Regions from separate parts of the Homo sapiens genome. Here region 2 is linked to region 1. A link is an interaction called in ENCODE POLR2A ChIA-PET data of the cell type or tissue named here. Cell type or tissue: Caco-2. All regions are shown on one strand. Region 1 overlaps RHOG (ras homolog family member G). Region 2 overlaps NUP98 (nucleoporin 98 and 96 precursor).

What was found. Peaks named below come from ENCODE experiments on the same cell type or tissue, not always from the same donor. Only the 100,000 strongest peaks of a DNase experiment are listed, where the experiment ranks them.
Region 2: POLR2A ChIA-PET joins it to region 1 with 6 read pairs; 2 of 35 experiments call an interaction of 5 or more read pairs at or near these places.

Annotation. Positions count from the first base shown.
Region 1 is chr11:3,826,516-3,830,515 of GRCh38, forward strand. RHOG (ras homolog family member G) reads right to left here. Exons shown (of 2, transcript NM_001665.4): 2 at 463-1,691. The coding sequence starts at 1,623. The coding sequence ends at 1,048. Among named protein-coding and RNA genes, the nearest start is that of RHOG, 12 kb to the right of the region's middle. In Caco-2, no CTCF peak of the experiment used is centred here; no DNase peak of the experiment used is centred here.
Region 2 is chr11:3,710,517-3,714,516 of GRCh38, forward strand. NUP98 (nucleoporin 98 and 96 precursor) reads right to left here. Exons shown (of 33, transcript NM_016320.5): 19 at 3,302-3,479; 20 at 2,048-2,212. Among named protein-coding and RNA genes, the nearest start is that of CHRNA10, 41 kb to the left of the region's middle. In Caco-2, no CTCF peak of the experiment used is centred here; a DNase peak (open chromatin) is centred at 1,995.

The DNA.
Region 1 (4,000 bases):
CTTTATTTTGGTGAGCAGGAGTGAGTGAGCTATCTGTAATGATTCTAGGACTGCAAGCTAGGGTACCTGGAAGTCTTCAGTTGAGACAGAGACCTGGGTTCAAATTCCAACTCTTGTTGTTAAAGCTGTCCTCTTGGGGATGTGAGGTACAGCTGTCACATGCATGACTGTGGGAGCATCTGCCTTTAGACTAATGGCTCTGAACCTCTCCCTTTCTGAGCCCTAAGATCAAGAAGTCTTTCCTCAGGTTTTGTGTCTGAGTCCACTACAGCATCTGTGACTGGGCCCCAGAGCAAGACTGCCCCCTCCAAGGGAGCCTAGAGCTTTGTTAGGGAAATTGAGGGGTGAGGGGACCACAATGAAGCCTATTGTCTACTAGAAGAAACAAAAGGCTCCCAGTCTCTGGGGAGCCCTAGCCCATGCCCACCCGCTAATGCCCAGCACACAGGGAGGAGCCGGGGCCACTGGAGACAGGAGGTTTTATTGATGCTGATGGGGGTAGGAAAGGTCCCCAGAAGCATGGGGGCTGAGTCAGTCAGCAAATGCGTAAGGCCTAGGCACAGAGGAGCAGGTTAGGGCACATTCACCTTCTCAGGATTCTGTGGCTCCCTCATTGGAGAAGGGAGAGAGCATCTTGGGGGCGCAATTCCAAGAGCAGCGAGGGCAGAGGTTAGAGATGGCTGAGAGCCCCTAACCTGAGGCGGCACCACAATAGGCAGCAACAACTGTGTGGAAAGCTGGATGAACTGGTCAGTAGCGGAAAATGGGAGGGGGCACTGGGTTGGCCTCTTGGGGAGGGGTCCAACCTTGGCTTGGATGAGCTCATGAGAATACCCAGTGTTCCCAAGCAGAGGGGGGCAGAGCCCAAAGCCCCTTTCTCTGCAGGCCTCCTTAAGGAGAAAAAGGCACTCAGAGAAAAAGGCATTCAGGGAACCCCCTGGAAAGGGGTGCCAGAATTAGTCCTTAAGGCACAGCTGAGGCGGACAAGGCACCAAGGCACAACTGGTGGGGGGAGGGCAGGGGCAGCCTCCAAGCCAAGTGCCAGGGTCACAAGAGGATGCAGGACCGCCCACGCTTGATCGGCGTGGGGTTGAGCACAGCCCGGACAGCCTCGGCGAACACTTCCTTGACACCATCCTGTTGCAGGGCTGAGCATTCGAGGTAGCGCACAGCGTGGATCTGCTTGGCCAGTGCCTGGCCCTGCTGCGGTGTGATGGGCGCCTGGCCCTGCTCCTTGAGGCGCCGTAGGGTGTCAGGCTGGGCTCTCAGGTCCTTCTTGGTGCCCACCAGCAGGATGGGCACATCAGGGCAGTGGTGGCACACCTCTGGATGCCACTTGTGCCGCACGTTCTCATAGGACGGCGGACTGGCAATGGAGAAACAGATGACGAAAACGTTGGTCTGAGGGTAGGAGAGTGTACGGAGGCGGTCATACTCCTCCTGGCCCGCAGTGTCCCACAGGTTCAGGTTCACTGTGCGCCCGTCAACTGCGCTCTGCGCGCTGTAATTGTCGAACACGGTGGGGATGTACTCTTTGGGGAAAGCGTTAGTTGTGTAGCAGATGAGCAGGCACGTCTTGCCCACAGCCCCATCACCCACCACCACGCACTTGATGCTCTGCATCGTGGGTGCAGTTGCTGTAGTGGAGGCAGTGCCTCCTCTCTCTTCTGGACCCCTCTGGCTGCAGTGACCTGTGGACAGATGAAAGGGGACATTCTTGGTTAGGGAGGCCTCTGCCTATTGGGAAGAAAAGATGGGGGCACACAAAGGGAAACCGGCTCCTGTTCCCTTAACCTGACACTATCCCAAAGTCCCATCAAGACGGTCATCAGAAAGACACACAATGAAAGGCCCTGAGGCCAAGCAAAGAGGCAGTATAATGTGGTAGAAAGCACATAAACTCTGGCGCCAGACAAACTAAGGTCAAATCCTGATTTTGCTATTTCCTAGCTGTGTAACCCTGAAAAAATTGCTTAACCTCTGTATGCCTAAGTTTTCTTACCAGTAAAATGAGGATAAAATAATATCTACCTCACTGGGTCATTGTGAGCATTATATAATACATGTAAAGCATTTAAAACAGTGCCTCGTCCACAAGTATTAGCTATTTTTTTTTTTTTTTTTTTGAGACAGAGTCTCACTCTGTCACCCAGGCTGGAGTGCAGTGGCGTCATCTCGGCTTACTGCAAGCTCCGCCTCCTGGGTTCACGCCATTCTGCCTCAGCCTCTCGAGTAGCTGGGACTACAGGCACCCACCACCACGCCCGGCTAATTTTTTGTATTTTTAGTAGAGATGGGGTTTCACCGTGTTGGCCAGGATGGTCTCGATCTCCTGACCTCGTGATCCGCCCGCCTTGGCCTCCTAAAGTGCTGGGATTACAGGCGTGAGCCACTGCGCCTGGCCAGTATTAGCTATTTTTTTTTTCCAGGCTATACAGACACAAAAGGAGAGTGCACAAATTTAGGGATCTACTAGATCCTCTACTAAATATGGACCCTTTCCACCAGGAGACTGGAAAGTGTTTTGGCACAGGACAGCTGTCCCAGGTCACTCTGTGATGCAGCCATAAGTAGAACCTCTCTCAACTCAGGGCCCACCCTGCCCTCTCCAAACCTGGTATCTTGGCTACTGAGTACAAACCCAAAGGCACAGTTAAGAAACCTGCTGAGTAAGGGGCTCAATTCTTTAGAGAGCTGCCCTATCCCAATCCAGGGTATTCTGGCAATGGGGAAATTTTTTTTTTTTTTTTTTTTTGAGATGGAGTCTCACTCTGTCGTCCAGGCTGGAGTGCAGTGGCGTGATCTCAGCTCACTGCAACCTCCGCCTCCTGGGTTCAAGTGTCTCCTGCCTCAGCCTCCCGAGTGGCTGGGACTACAGGCAGGTGCCACTGCATCCGGCTAATTTTTATATTTTTAGTAGAGATGGAGTTTCGCCGTGTTAGCCATGCTGGTCTCAAGCTCCTGACCTCAGGTGATCTACCTGCCTCAGCCTTCCAAAGTGCTGGGATTACAGGCGTGAACCACCACACCTGGCCACCCCATCATTCTTGTAAGTACTGAAAACCCTATCTGGCCATGTACACTCAGATTGCCAATTCAATGCAGGGGAATACTGGAGATTCAGTTGGACCTGGGATTTGGACTGGGGTCTGGGTATGTTATGATGAATGAGGTAGAGGCTGAGGCTCCCAGACATTAGTATCTTCTCTCAAGGCCCTTGGTGGGGTGGAGCAAATTTTTTTCTTTTTTGAGACGGAGTCTTGCTCTGTCGCCCAGGCTGGAGTGTAGTGGCGCAATCTTGACTCACTGCAACCTCCACCTCCCGGGTTCAAGCGATTCTCCTGCCTCACCCTCCCGAGTGGCTGGGATTACAGGCGCATGCCACCACGTCCAGCTAATTTTTGTATTTTTAGTAGAGACGGGGTTTCACCATGTTAGTCAGGCTAGTCTTGAACTCCTGACCTTGTGATCTGCCCGCCTTGGCCTTCCAAAAAGTGCTGGGATTACAGGCATGAGCCACCATGCCCGGCCTGGAGCAAATCTTTCAGGCCCAACTAGGAAGGATGAAGTCAAGAGTAAGACAAAAACTTGACTTTCCCCTCAATCTTCTGTCCATTTCCTGAGATCCTGGCATGTGCCTCTGAAAGATTTTAGAGACTTCCAGACTCTTGGATAGAAAATACCATCATTAAGAACATAGATGCTAGAGTAAGACTCGCAGGTATTCTAATCACAGCTCCACCAACTAGTTATATGTGATCTTGGCAATATATTTGTTCCCTGAGCCTCAATTTTCTCATCTGTAAAATGGGGATAATCTTGCCTATTGCATTACAATTGCTCAGAATATGAAATGAGGCCAGGCACGGTGACTCATGCCTGTAATCTTAGCACTTTGGGAGAATGAGGCAGGTAGATCGCTTGAGCCCAGGAGTTTGAGACTAGCCTGGGCAACATGGCAAAACCCTGACTCTACAAAAAATGAAAAAATTACCAGGGT
Region 2 (4,000 bases), 120 kb before region 1:
ATACCTAAAGAAACAGGCCTCTCTCCCCCAAGAAAAAAAGAAGCTGAAGTTTTGCAATCAACCTCTTTAAGGGGTGAGGTGATGGTATGCAGTCATCTTGACACAGAGATGAGAAGACTGCTATTTCCAGTATACTCAAACGGCACAAGTAGTTTCCCCATGCAAAGTAAAATGTAGGGTCTTTGGTGCTAATAACAAACCACTGGCATTTCCCATCAGCTTCACTTGGGTCAGTGAGCAATAAATATGAAAGAATTCTCTAGAGTCCTACATTTCTGCTCCAACATACCAAGCTCAAGGCCTTAGAAAATAATGCAAGTAAACAAAACCTAAAGTCTGGACATTTAAATACCTCTATCCATTTCTCTCATTTCTGCTCTTCCCAACCAAAAGGTCAAAGACCATTTCCACTTCCTCAGTCAAAGCTACTTGCCCATTTTAGGCTAGCCATGGTGACTCACGCCTGTAGTCCCAGCACTTTGGGAGGCCAAGGTGGGAGGATCACTTGAGGCCAGGAGTTCAAGACAACATGAGTTGAGGCCAACATGGCAAAATCCCCTCTCTACTAAAAATACAAAAAATTAGATGAGTGTGGTGGTATGCCCTGTAGTCCCAGCTGCTTGGGAGGCTGAGGAATGAGGCTGCTTGAACCTGGGAGGCAGAGGCCACAGAGAGCCGAGACTGCACCAGTGCACTACAGCCTGGGCGACAACTCTTTCTCAAGGAAAAAAAAAGCTACTTGCCCATTTTAAATCCTTACTACCTCTTTTTGCTAGAACCTTGATCTGAAATTTTTGGGTGCTCAATTTTTCAAAGAGCTCTCACAAACACAAGTGTCAATATAGGAGTTTATAGTTATTTTTCTACTATTTCTATTCTGGCAATTAAAGAACCTAGAAACTACTGTCAACATTACAAACATTTTCCTGTCTGTCCATAAATGAAGCTTTTCTTTTTCAGCTGGGCCAACTGGAAAGAGGTTATCTTTAAGATCCTACATATTACTTTTGTTACAGAAAATAAGGCCATCTGACTCTTTCCCTCAGAAATACATATATTTATAATAAATATATATATAAGGTTATAAAAAATTAGGAAAGAAGGAGATGATACAAAGCATATGACAGACAAAATGAATATGGATAACTGGAAAACCAAGTCTATAGCATTTCATTTGTCAATGGAGATTTCTTAGGGGCATTCTAAATGCTACCAAGATTATAAACATAAAAGTCAATATATTTCCAGTTTCCCACATTTATCATACCCTCCCCTCCCCTGTACGCGCAAACATGTATATACACACATTCTCCAGAAATGCCTCCTAAGAGATTATTTAATAAATCATAAAAACCACACATTTCAGCAGCCATAAGAATTATAGCATGGAAAATACCAAAGGTCTAGCTTTCAGCAGCTGAGAGGTAGAGGATGCTTTACAAAGAAATCCCGTATCAATGATACAAGTAATTGCGATAAACAATGTAGGCCCTAATCTCCCCAAGCCAAATAATAATTCATTTACATTCCCAAACTATTTTTCATAAAGATTATGTACTATTAAAATACAAATATCAAGGTTACCCGAAGTATAAGCAAACAACTTTAAAAAAATGGAGATTAAAAACCCTTTCAGAAAGCTAATTTAACTTTTAAAAAACCATGGAGGTAAAGAAAAAGATTAAACTGCACATCAGGTAGTCAATAAAGGCAGAATTTACTGTGCATGAACCCACATGAGCAAATCTTAAGTTAATCACTGAGCAGAGAATTCAGCAAGTCCAAATGAGAGAGAACAAAGGGTTTAAAAATGACAATCTGTAGAGGAATAATCCAAACAGCAAGAGAATTCTTTAAATCTCTCCAGTAAAAAGACAGATGCCTGCAAGACCTCACGCCCTCCCTTGCACTTGTTTCAACGTGATTGCCAATGTTTGTACTCTTCAAAGTTCCAAGGGTCATAAAACAGCTTTGTATTAGCTGAATGACTTGCTTTCAACTTCGGTATCACGGATTCCATTCAAATTCACTGTCCTTTTTTCTCTACCTGAGGTGGAGGTGCAGGTTTGCCATTAAGAGCCATCTGCAAGGGCGTAGTCTGGCTTGCAGGAGGCAAAGGAGCAGTCTTCAACTTCTTTGTACTAGTTTTAGACGGATGCTCCTCCTCCTCTTCATCAGAATCCTGAAGGCCATACTTAGAAAAATGGGAGACCTAAGGAAGAGAAGAACCCCACAAAACAACTTAAACATTATGCTTTCCCAATACCTGCCTTTGCAATCTTGCAGCATTACCTTAAGAAAAAAGAAAGAAAAGGGGAGAAATATCTAAGTATTTAAAGCAAAATATATCACCTATCACACTTTTATCTAAGATTTAGAAGACGTTTGATGTATGCTCTAGTTGCTCATACTAGTAAATTAATAAAGATTACATAATATACATTAAAATGTCATTTAAACTGTAATCATTAATATAGGAAACTTAATCCAAAGACTTGTTATTATTTTCACAGACATATATTGCCTGTTATCCTCTATCTACCCAAGGGCCTTTAACAAGTTAAATAATTCAACCAGCCTAGAATGGGAGGAAATCATTGGATTAAACTATTACGGACAGTCAACCTCTTCATCTCCAAAAATCTTTAAAAGTAAGAATGACAATTACATAGGAAGAGTTGATCCAATAGACACCTGCCTGATGAATTACTGAAGTCCCTAATGATGACAAACATTAGAAAAACTACACCTTAGAAATGTATTTATAAATCCTCATAGGAGTTGGGTAGAGGACTTGAATCACGAGCCCACAGTTTGTAAGAACTCATTACTGCTGAATTTTAACTAGGTTTGTAGTTTGGAGTGAATCATAATGTATCTGTACATCTCTCTCCAAATTTCTAAAAATAAAGAGAATTTGGCTGGGTATAGTGGCTTACACCTGTAATCACAGTACTTTTGGGAGGCCAAGGAGGGAAGACTGCTTGATCCCAGGAGTTGGAGACCAGCCTGGTCAACACTGAGAAACTCGATCTTTACAAACATTTTAAAAAGTAGCCAGGCATGGTAGTGCATGCCTATAATCCCAGCTACTTGGGAGGCGGAGGCAGAAGGATTGCTTGAGCCCAGGAATTTGAGGCTGCAGGGAGCTATGATCCCACCATTGTACTCCAGCCTGAGCAACAGAGCAAGAACCCCATCAATCAATCAATAGAATTTAGCAAAGGATCCCTTCCAACATAAACGTTATGTGACTCCAAATATAGTTTATAAAAGTCTGAACTGGGTTAAATGACTATACCTTAAACACCCAAGAACCAGTTTCAGGCCGGTATTCTTTGAATTGAGCTCCCTGTTTCCTTGAAACTGCTTCCAATCTTCCTTCATAGTTGATATCAGCAAGGCGATCTGGGCTCTTTATTAAACAACGAGATGTTTTATCTGTTGGCCAAACTCCATCCAATGTAACTTCAGCCTTCCTGTAAAACATAACCAATTAAAGTAACCAATTAAAGTAAAAGCGCTTCATATATAAGACCAGAAAGCCACCTAACACATAAATAGTGAATAATGGTAACTATGCTGCCTTGGAATTATTCTGCATGTGTCATAAACTTGAGTTTTGCCCCATAAGCTTAAGAGCAAGGAGTCACTCCTACATTGACAACTCAATATCTGGTTCTAGAGTCAGACTGCATTTATTTAAATTACCATGGTACATCAATTATTTCCAATCTCATTTTCACACTTAAGCTAGGAATCACTAACTTATTTAAGTTACAGTCCAGTGGTACGAACCAAGTCTTATGCAGGTCTTAAAGGGCTACCGTACTAAATAATAATAAAAAACAGCTACTACCCATTTACTAAAAACAAATGCTTAGAAAATGAAGTATCAGGAATATCGGTATGAAGATGACTACAAGAGTGGTGGTGTACCACTTCTAATATTAATACCAGAGTTCAAGTGTTGTATCCTATTCATTTTGTATGCCTTACA